Regions from separate parts of the Homo sapiens genome. Here region 1 is linked to region 2. Evidence: chromatin loops called from intact Hi-C (ENCODE). Cell type or tissue: PC-3. All regions are shown on one strand. Each heading gives the region's core, and the rest is flanking DNA. Links, peaks and the distances in the headings are about the cores only.

Region 1 (5,391 bases), core at 297-5,296, 68 kb before region 2:
ACCTTGTAATGGAGCTACAGGCAGATACCTTGTGATAGGGCTACAGACAGACACCCTGGGAGGTTACTAAGAGACAGCAGCACCTCCAGAGAGGCCAATAAATCAGGAGAAGGAAGGGGCTGTTGGTAGCTGCCTGGAATACTCACCAAATCAGACACCTTGCATTGAGGCTACAGCTACAGACACCCAGTGATGAGGCTACAGTTATGAGATATCTCCCTAGCATTACTTCTCCACTGCAATTGAATCCATGCACATTGGGTCAGCAGCACCCCACTGGCAGAGAGTGCCAGAGTCAGCCCCTAGTCCAAGAGAACTAGGTGGCCACTTGGGTTGGCCTCCAGATCCATCACCAGAGGTGGGCTACAGAGCAGGTAACAACAAAGGCAATCCTGGTCGAGCCCCCAAATTTGTAACTGCCCAATGGATTCACCTTGCCTGCTGCCTAGACAGAGCCAATTTATCATGACAGGGGGATTGCAATGGAGAAGGAGTAATTCAGGCAGAGCTGGCTGTATGGGAGACACGAGTATTATTATTACACAAATCAGTTTCCCAGAGCACGAAGATCAGAGTTCTTAAAGATAATTTAAATTAAAATAGGAGCTCGAAAGTGGGAAGTGCTGATTGGTCAGGTTGGAGATAGAATTATAGAGGGGATCGCAGAAGTGGTTAAGCCAGATTACCAATCTGGGTGGTGTCAGCTGATCCATCCAGTGCAGGGTCTGCAAAATATCTCAAGCACTGATCTTAGGTTTTATAATAGTAATGCTATCCATAGGAGCAATCTGGGGAAGGTCAGACTCTTGTAGCCAGAGGCTGCATGACCCCTAAAATGTAATATCTAATCCTGTAGTTAATCTGTTAGTCCTACAAAGGCAGACTGGTCCCCAGGCAAGAAGTGGGTCTTTTTGGGAAAAGGGACATTATCAATTTTGTTTCAGAGCCAAACCATAAACTAAATTCCTTCCCAAGGTTAGTTCTGCCTGCAACCAGGAATGAACAAGGACAGCTTAAAGGTTAGAAGCCAGATGGAGTCAGTTAGTTCTGATCTCTTTCACTGTCATAATTTCTTCAGTTAGAATTTTTGCAAAGGTGGTTTCAACGTTGGGGCAACTCAAGAGTTACCTGAAAGAAAAAAATAAATTTATACCTTATACTCCACCCCAAGGTAAATTCAAAATAAATTAAAGATTTATTTTATTTATTTATTTTGTGAGACAGAGTTTCGTTCTCGTTGCCCAGGCTGGAGTGCAATGCTGTGATCTTGGCTCACTGCAACCTCCGCCTCCCAGGTTCAAGTGATTCTCCTGCCTCAGCCTCCAGAGTAGCTGGGATTATAGGCATGTGCCACCATGCCTGGCTAATTTTGTATTTTTAGTAGAGACAGGGTTTCTCCATGTTGGTCAGGCTGGTCTCGAACTCCTGATGTCAGGTGATCCGCCCACCTCAGCCTCCCAAAGTCCTGGGATTACAGGCATGAGCCACTGTGCCCAGCTAAAGATTTATTTTTAGAAAAATGAAACTAGAACAGAACTAGAAGAAACCATGGAACATTCTTTTATAATCTTAGAGGGGAAGGTCCTCTTCCTACATCATTAAACCATTAACAAATAGTTGGACAAATGTGATTGCATAAAAATAAATAACTTCTGCAATGCAAAACCGCTAAGCAATGTCATAATGAAGATAATCAACGAACTGGAAAAAATATTTTTCAACTCATATAAATCAATGAGAAAAAAACAATTGCCCATTAGAAAATTGGGCAAAGAATATGAGCTGATAGTTTATCCTAAGGAAATATATAAAAGACTTCTAAACACAGTAAAATATTCTTAATATTACCCAAAACTAAAAAAAAATGCAAGTTAAAACTAAACTGAAATACTGTTATGAACCATGTGGCTGTAGAATTTAAATAAAAAACAAACCAGTTTGTATGATCTCCTGCAATAATCTAGGTTGTTTTTTATACTTTTGAAGAATATCTTTTCTTTCAGTATTGAATTTTTCTCAAAAATGTTTCTTTTCCAATATGTAGTTTAAGCTTTCAGTTAATCTTTTATTTTTTTTGGTGCATGCATGCGCGTGTGTGTGTGTGTGTGTGTATGTGTGTGTGTTTGTGTGTGTCTATTGTTCAATGATGTATCTTCAGTGCTCAGAAAAGCACTAACTACCACAGTCTAGGAAATTTATAAATATTCGTTGAACTATATTAAAAGGGTGGGATGAAGGGGCTGGAAGTACAAAAGTTTACTCTGTGTCCCAGGCACAGTGTGAGATAAATAAAAAGGAAGATGCTGAATGATTAAAGAGTAACCAATGGAGAAGAGTAAGAAAGAAGGAAAGAAGTGGAAGAGATGTTGTAAGGACATTATTTCTTTCACCCAAATGGGTTGAAAGTAAAACTCTGTGAATTTGATGCAGAATTTTCAAACCAGACTTAATCACTACTCAATTCTCCTATGGTGGATTTCATGCAGATTGCACAGTGTATGTAGAGTTTGCACCTTTTTCCTGGGGTTTCAGAAATTTGTGCTTTCCATTTTAGCCTATCAAAAACACCTATATTCTTACCGGAGCTTATCTGAAGTTGCACGCCTCCATCAAAAGCAGAGCATTTAGGCCTTTGTAGGGAGGTAGAAGTTATGGGAGAAAGGGACAAGAAATACAGGACATTCCTGCACTCCCACAGAAACTCTGAATAATCTAATTAAGTACATCTGAATCATTTTATAAACAAACTGGCGACTGATATCCTGAATGGGTGTCATCAAAGGTCATGACCACATGTGGGGAAGTACCTGTAGATGATCAGGGAACTTTGTATAAAAGTGCAGCTGTGCCTTTGAAAATTTCTTACTAGCATCTGCACATGCAGACTAGTTTAGCAATTTACCTTCTATTGGTTGATTGCCAATCAGTTAACACCTAGTTTTATAAATCAAACCTTCAAACTGCTGAACAATGCCTTCATTATTCTACTGTAGAACTGGTTTGTGTCACAAAAGAATGTGTGACTGCCTATCTCCTCACTTAAAAAAATTATTTTATCCTAATATTTTTATTCTCTCTTTCATACTGGATGAACATTTGCAAGCAAAATGTAGATTTGATGCAGTTGCCAGTATCCTGTAATGAGATGGATTTTGTTAACTGAAATATTCTCATTTGGATTATCTTAATCATTGCAAAGAGAGAGTGATTCCAGACCATTTTGACTATTTGGTCACTATATTCATTTATTCTAATCTTTCATAAATTTTTTAATGAAGATATTGACTTCATGGTCCTATTTTTTGCTTTGCCTCTTACCAGCAATGTCACCTTGAGAAAGTTACTCAAACTCTGTGTCTCAGTTTCATCATCTGTAAAATGAGGGATTGCTAGTACCTACTTGAAAGATACTGCGAGTGAGGACAGCAAAAATCAGCTAATGACCATGAACAGGTACTGGAGACAAAAAACTCCGTATCTGAGGAATTTAGAAGTATCATGAAGGGAGCAAAGAACACCTGGTGACCATCAACTAGGCCATCAGAGGCAAAACTCCGTATCGAGGGAATTTAGAAGTATTTAAAATTCTCTAGTATCTAAATAGGCATCTGGTTCCAGGCCTCTTTCAAAAAAATTTCTAAGTAACTAAAATTTCTATACATCTCCAGAACGCTATGCTGAAACTCATTGTGCAACCCTTGCTGACACAAAGGCACCAAAATGACTATAAATGTCATCATTTATCATGACCTGTCTGGCTAATATGGTCCAAATTACCCTCAAGCTTCTGTCTTAAGGTCCATAAATGCTCCCAAGGAGAATCCACCATGGCCCACTCAGTTCTATCTTGCTAAGGCGCCCTGCTGCACTCTTCTGCAGTGTTCTTTCTTTCTACTAAAACTTTCCTTTTTCAAACCTATTCTGTTGTTATTAAATTCTTCTTACCAACTCGCAAGTCGACCACTTTCAGATGCTAGGGCTCTCACACCTCGCCCGGCAGTGAAAATTAGATGAATTCCTGCATCTCAAAACAGTTCTTGAGACCTAGTAAGTGTTTAAGAAAATGGGTATTTTAAATAGATTGGTAATCTATTAGTTATTGAATCAAGTATCTAATTAATGTAGCCTTTATATAAACTTTACAAATTAAGGGTTAATTATGCTTATATAACTATGATTATTATAAATATATAAAAAATATCTGAACTAGAGTGCAACGATTCTTAAGAATCTCCTACTTGTCCCACTTATTTCTTATAAATAAAACTCTATATAAAATGGCGTTTGAGGATCACTTGAGGTCAGGAGCTCGAGACCAGCTTGGCCAACATGGTGACACCCCGCCTCTACTAAAAATACACAAAAAATTAGCCAGGTGTGGTGGAACACACTTGTAATTCCAGCTATTGGAGAGGCTGAAGGGGAAAGATCGCTTGAACCTGGGAGGTGGAGGCTGTAGTGAGCCGAGATCGCACTGCTGCACTCCAGCCTGGGCAACAGAGCAAGACTCCATCTCAAAAAGAAAAAAAAAAAAAAAGAAAAGAAATAGATATATGCACACTCTCAACCACAAGGGAGATCAAGTTGAGGGTGCATTTTGCATTAGGTACTATCTAAAGAATGCTGCTACACCCTTTTCAGGCATCTTGAAACTCAAAATAGCTGTGTGTAAATATACGTTCATGGAGGTTCCTTGTTCAAAGACTTAAAAAAGTTTTCTAGTCCTACTTTACTCTTATATCCAGGATAGAAATAATAAAGAAAATAATAAAAAAGGTAGTAAACAGGAAGAAGAGTTATTAAGGGAAACGTGGGTTAAAATAGTTAAAACACAACATAGGGGTTTCCTCTCCTTCCTTCAGTCTCATGGGCTCTCCACAAACCTCAGTTATGTAACAGGAAATACAACAGAAATATTTCTGGGTTTGGAAAATCTGCAGGACTGGTTTTGCCTCTTATGGAATCATTTCCCAGAGATGACAGCCAAGATGCGTAAAGTGATCTCACAAGGGTGTTTACATAGATTAGGAATTAGCAATCAGTGACGCAGATACAAAGGTGGCAAAGATGACAATGAAGGCCATGGTAGCAGCTGACTCTGAGAAACCATGTGTGTGTGTGCGCGCGCGTGTGTGTGTGTGTATGTGAGTGTGTGTGTCATATGAGGGACCAAGTGTGGGTCAGGAGGAGTCCTGCTTATCATCCCTCTCTTTGCAGATCTCACCCCACAGGCCTTGGAAACCTGAGGCAGTATTCTTCTGGGATGTTTCCAACTAGGCTTCCCATGAGGATGTTAGAGCCAGCCTGGCTGGTGAATTTTACTTCTCTCACCTCTCAGAGGTAAGAGGTCTGAGAGGCTCAGGCCCTTCCAGCTTTTGAGGATTCCAGCAT
Region 2 (5,391 bases), core at 131-5,130:
TCTTCTTAATTGGCTGATAAATCACCAATAATACAATTAGACAATATTAGAATTATAGTAGACATTATTGTGTGATTTTCAAAACAGCTGATAATTACAACAATAGTAATAGAAAGTAAAGATTTTTTTTCTGGTTGGGGGAAATAAAAAAAAAACTATCATGGGAATTAAATTATCAAACAAATTCTTTTTGTGCCTCCCAGTTGTTCATCATGCCATAACAGTTGAACAGAATCAAGCCCATTTTCTTTTGAAGTTCACTTTTTGATTAATGAGGCAAGTGATAATAGAATAAATTGACATTAGTATTTTTTAAAGCAATTGTCAGTGAATATCCTGAGATGTGTACACATTCAACTCAATCTTGTGCTATTCTGACACTTCCATTTGCAATATTGTAAAATTATCTTAAATTTCCATGCTATGATCCTTTGTCCCCATATCATGGGGACATCCATCATCCATTCCCACATGGTATATTAGTCACCATTCTCCAGAACCTTCACACACACACACATACACACACACACCACATATAAAGACATTTATTATAGGGTATTGCCTCTTGTGAATTATGGAGGTCAAGTAGTTCCAGATCTGCTGTCTACAAACTGGAGACCCAAGAAAGCCTGTGATGTAATTCAAAGACCTGAGAGCCAGAGAACCAATGGTGTAGATATTATCCCCAGTCTCAAGGTTTGAGAACCAAGAGTGTTGAAGGCAGGAGAAGATTGATGTCCCAGCTCAAAAGCTAGGCAGAGAGAGCAAATCCAACATTTCTCCTCTTTTTTGTTCTACTCAACACCTGGATGGATGGGATGAAGCCCTCCCACGTTAGGGAGGGTCATCTGCTTTACTTAGTCCACCTATCCAAATGCGAATCTTTCTGAAACACCTTCACAGATACATCCAGAGATAATATTTAATCAGATATCTGGCATCCTGTGGCCCAGTCAAGTTGACACATATGTGTAAAATTAACCATCACACACGGACATTTAAGTATTACTTACAAAAACACGAACATGTACAGATACATGTTGCAAATATTTTCACCTATAGAAATGAGATGCTAAGGCTTTCCTAGATAATTGTCAATTATCTAGAATATGGAATTAATCAGAGTACCCCACTCCCTGTGATTTTGCTGTCTGAAAGGTGCATCACATAAGAAGATAAAATTGTTAGTCCCTAATGTCTTTGGGTCTTTTTAAAAATTTGATAATAGATTATGTTGAGGGACCCAAAGCAGCTATGTCCACAGGGCAAAGTGACATGTGGATCAAAGCCATTCTAACCAACTGAGATAATTATATACATCATAAATTCTGAAAAGAGGCATCATCCTTATAGGAAGTGAGTTAAAAATCAAAAGTCACTTCATTATTCCCTTTAGAAACATTTAGAATTTCTATATAATATGGTCATGTAAAAATCAAACCAACAGTACCTCAAAAAAAGAACAGCAATAAAAAGAACATATTCAGGAGTATTGAAATCCTTTTTATCATACTTATATAATGTATAAGACTTATATGATTAATCATTATCACCATAGCTAGTGTGTGATTTAGATCATTTAGGATATTAGAAATAATTCTCATGAGGAGATTTCACTTCAGCTCCTTGCAAACACACACGTACAACATATAGATGCTGAATGAAAGTATTCATTTCAGATGAGAGCATATTAGCTTGTTAGCCTGGAAATTCTGTCGAAACTCCTGACTAATCAAAAATATGTATTTGAACAATTTGCTGTTGTGAATTCAGCCTTTTGGAACCTTCTACCTCTCTTCAATTATAGTGTCAGAGTGTTCTGTTGCTTAATTCCCACAATAATTAAATAATTTATAAATAATGCATACCTCATCTCCTCCCAAGAAAGAATTTAAGGAGGAGGCTGCATTTAACTAGGAAACTACCATAAATATATAATGAGGTGGATTTCAGTACTCTCTCCTCGGTGACTGGAAGGTCACTCCTCCTTGCCAGGGAAACAGAGAAACACACTCTCTGCCAGCCTGTGGACAAAGTGAACAGGACAGGACAACACTGCCTCCTTCTGCTGGGATTGGCTCATGTTGGGGGTGGAAGGCTGATGGGTTAGTCCTTAGGAACATGAACCAGTTCAAATTTTGCCTCTTCCACACACTAGCTTTGTGATCTAGGAAAAGGCACCTGGTCTCTCTGTATTCATTTTCAGTTATTTTATTTCAGAAATAATTACTAAATTAATTATTTTAGTAATAATTATAGTTATCTCATGCAGTTGTTGAGAGGATTAAATGAGTTTTAAAAAATAGAATGTGAGAAAAATGCCTGGTGGTTAGTAAGTACTACTTGAGTGCCAACTAGTTAGACATAGCTTTCTATTCAATTAAGACGACAGTTCTTCAAAGATGCCACACTTAAACCAGTCCCAGTGCTGTGGTATCATAGGCACCTGCACTTTTCTTTATGACACATCTTCATTTGCAATTGATATTTAAGGCTCTGAATCTGTTTCTCCCATGAGGCTGTAAGCTCCAGGAAGGCTGGAATCTTGTCTGTCTGGCTTAACACTCTTATCTCTGGTATATACACAGTGCCCAACATGAAGCAGTTATTCAATAACTAGCTGTTGAATGAATGAATCCAGAAAGACATGCCTATAAACATGCTAATCGAGATGGGATTTCTAGTAATTATTTTGTTAGTTTTGCAAATTTTTATTATCTAAGTTTTGGTACTTACTGTGTTTTCTTTGTGCAATAATGAAAGTAAAGTCCTGTTATATCACCTCTATGTACTATTGTAAATCACTTCAGTAAGGCAGCAATAGAGCTGTCAGATGAAATTCATATTTTATTTTTTGTGGACCTCTGGAATAGGTTAGTAGTTTTCAATTGGGGGTAATTTTGTGATACGTCCTCCCTCCCCACTAGACGTTTGTCAATGTTTGGAGATATTTTTGATTGTCACAATTGCAGAAGTGCTACTGACATCTAGTGTACAGAGGGCAGGGATGCACAGGACAGTCCCTTACCACAGTGAAAACCATCAAGTCTGAAATGTTAATAGTGCAAAGGTTAAGAAACCCTGGCACAGATGGATAGAGCCTAGTAAAAAAAAAAAAAAAAGTTTGTATAACTTCCAAAATTGGTTGAGATGTTAAATAATATGACATCAGAATTTTAAAAGTTAATGAATAACTAAAAGTTAATAATTAAAAGAATTTATTGTAAATTTTTTGGTGGTTTGTATTTGCTTCATGGTGTAATTTGCTGATAGTTTTAGTATTTAATGTAGCATATTCACCAATATTATCTATGTCAGTAGAGAACTTTATAGTCTGCTACGTGTTTTTCTCTTTACAACCAGTGAAAGCGGTTTTAAAAGAAAAGCACCAATTGACTGTTTACATACTGCTGAATAACCACTTTGGCAGATTTATTTTTTTAAAGAACAGTTCATGAATAAATTTAGCCAAAGCTGTTAGGCAGAGAGTACAAATAACCATATTGCCTATAGAATGTTGCTTGTAGCTCTGGACTAATAAAGCACAAATAAGATAGGGATATCTAATGTTTATGTAGCTTGGTCTATTTGAGTTTAACACCTGGGATGGTGTTAGCCAGGATAGGTTAGGTTCTGCTGCAGTAACAACAACTCAGTGGCTTTAACGTAGCGAAAGTTTATTTCTTCTTCAGAGTAACTCTCCCATACAACTGCCTCTGTGTGACAACTCAGCAATCCAGCTGGGGAAGGTGGCATTATCCTGGAACTGCACTTTTTGGAACAGATAGCCTTATTAGTCAGTGTGGTGGGGAAAAGAGAACATGGTAAATTGCATGTTAACTCTAATGCTTTCACATGGAATTGACACAGGTGACTTCCAGTAACATTCTATTCACCTCACAAATAACACACCATGGCCAGATTCAGGGACCCAGGGAAGTTTAATCTACCCAGGTTGCATAGGAGAAACAAATATTTCTGAGCCTGAGTAATAGCTATCATAGCTAGCTTTAGTATTTGTTTACCTTTATATATGGTTGTTCAGTACGGTTATTAAGGAAGTATATTTGCTGAATGCACAGATACTATTTCTCATGCCAAATTAACCTAATTTCATTATGCTTATTTGGGTTCTCTATATCTCACTTAATGAATTTGTAAGGTGCTTCTAAATATTTAGGCTTCTAAATGAAAGTCTTTGCCAGATGCTATGGTCCCTGATTTCTCAAATAGGCTAACATATTCCACAGTACTGAATGCTAAAGGAAAAGATGGTGGTCTTTTCATTTTACATAATGGTAAGTAATCAAACATTATTTTTGTGGTAAATCAAAAATTGAGATACCTCAGAATGAAAATAAAGATGAATTTTTAAGATTAAAAAAAGAGACCTCCATGAAATTTTGTGCTGTGGCAGGCTGCTTTTTGCTATGCTCCAGGGGAAAGTATTTACTTTCCTCTGCTACCAAGACTACTTTACTGGACAGAAGCACTGCTTGTGTATCTAAGTTTTTATTCATCTTTGATATGGTTATTTTCTTGTCTTCATTTTGTTTTTTAATATAGCTCTTCTTCTGGGACCCATTATTATATACATCATAAAAACGGGGGATTTTTGCAAACAAGAATTCACAATTCTATTCTGTATCCTACTAACAGCTTGATAAGAGAAACTAAATAATACAATTGATCATTGCGTTCATTATTCTAGACCACTACATGGAATTGCGAGAAGATGGAGAACTATACCCACTCTTTCCTATTTTACCATGTGATTTGTCCACTTCTGGTTTATATTACCTATAGCTATCTGAGTCTGTATTTACACATTTATTCATTTTTCATCCATCAAACAACTTTTGAGCATCCACCCTATGGCATTATGCTAGGTACTGGGGATTAGGACAAAATGAATAAGACAGTGTCTCCCCTCAAAGACCTCACTTCTAGTAGGTGACGGCTACAGGGGTTATGAAATGTCTCATTCATTTCACTTATATTTATTGAGCACTGATATGTGACAGACACTGAGGAATACTATAGTGAATGAGAGGCAGTAGAGTGTAGTGTTTGAGAGAAGTGTCTCAGCAGTCAGACTGGAATCAAATTGCATTGTAAGGCCTCATGGAGGCTCTTCAGCTACCTTGTGCCTCAGTTTCCTTATGTGTAAAACTTGAATATTGTAGTTGCAATATTGTGATATAAGAAATTTAAATTTGGTCTTTGTCCCCATTTCCTGGCACAGAGTTCATTAAACCCTTGTAATTTCCTAAGAGATAGGAGTGTTAAGAGCATCTTTTGTTCTAATATTTGGTCTTTGACCCCAGTTCCTGATTCAGAATTCCTAAATCCTGTGGAATTTTCTGGGTGATAGAAGTGTCTTTTGTTCTA

The links. A loop is a pair of places that touch in the nucleus more often than their neighbours do. Peaks named below come from ENCODE experiments on the same cell type or tissue, not always from the same donor. Only the 100,000 strongest peaks of a DNase experiment are listed, where the experiment ranks them.
Region 1: it touches region 2 in a loop (7-fold over the local background); 3 of 110 quality-filtered maps call a loop at or near these places.

Annotation. Positions count from the first base shown.
Region 1 is chr7:88,286,971-88,292,361 of GRCh38, forward strand. The region is part of intron 1 of STEAP4 (STEAP4 metalloreductase); the gene reads right to left. It overlaps LOC124901692 (a long non-coding RNA gene), which reads left to right and starts at 4,517. Exons shown (of 2, transcript XR_007060420.1): 1 at 4,517-5,340. In PC-3, for the core only: no CTCF peak of the experiment used is centred there; DNase peaks (open chromatin) are centred at 2,751 and 5,011; H3K27ac peaks cover 3,846 bases.
Region 2 is chr7:88,355,438-88,360,828 of GRCh38, forward strand. The region is part of intron 1 of LOC107986815 (a long non-coding RNA gene); the gene reads left to right. Among named protein-coding and RNA genes, the nearest start is that of STEAP4, 51 kb to the left of the region's middle. In PC-3, for the core only: CTCF peaks have their summits at 2,046 and 2,979 (motif pointing left); a DNase peak (open chromatin) is centred at 2,054; H3K4me3 peaks cover 653 bases.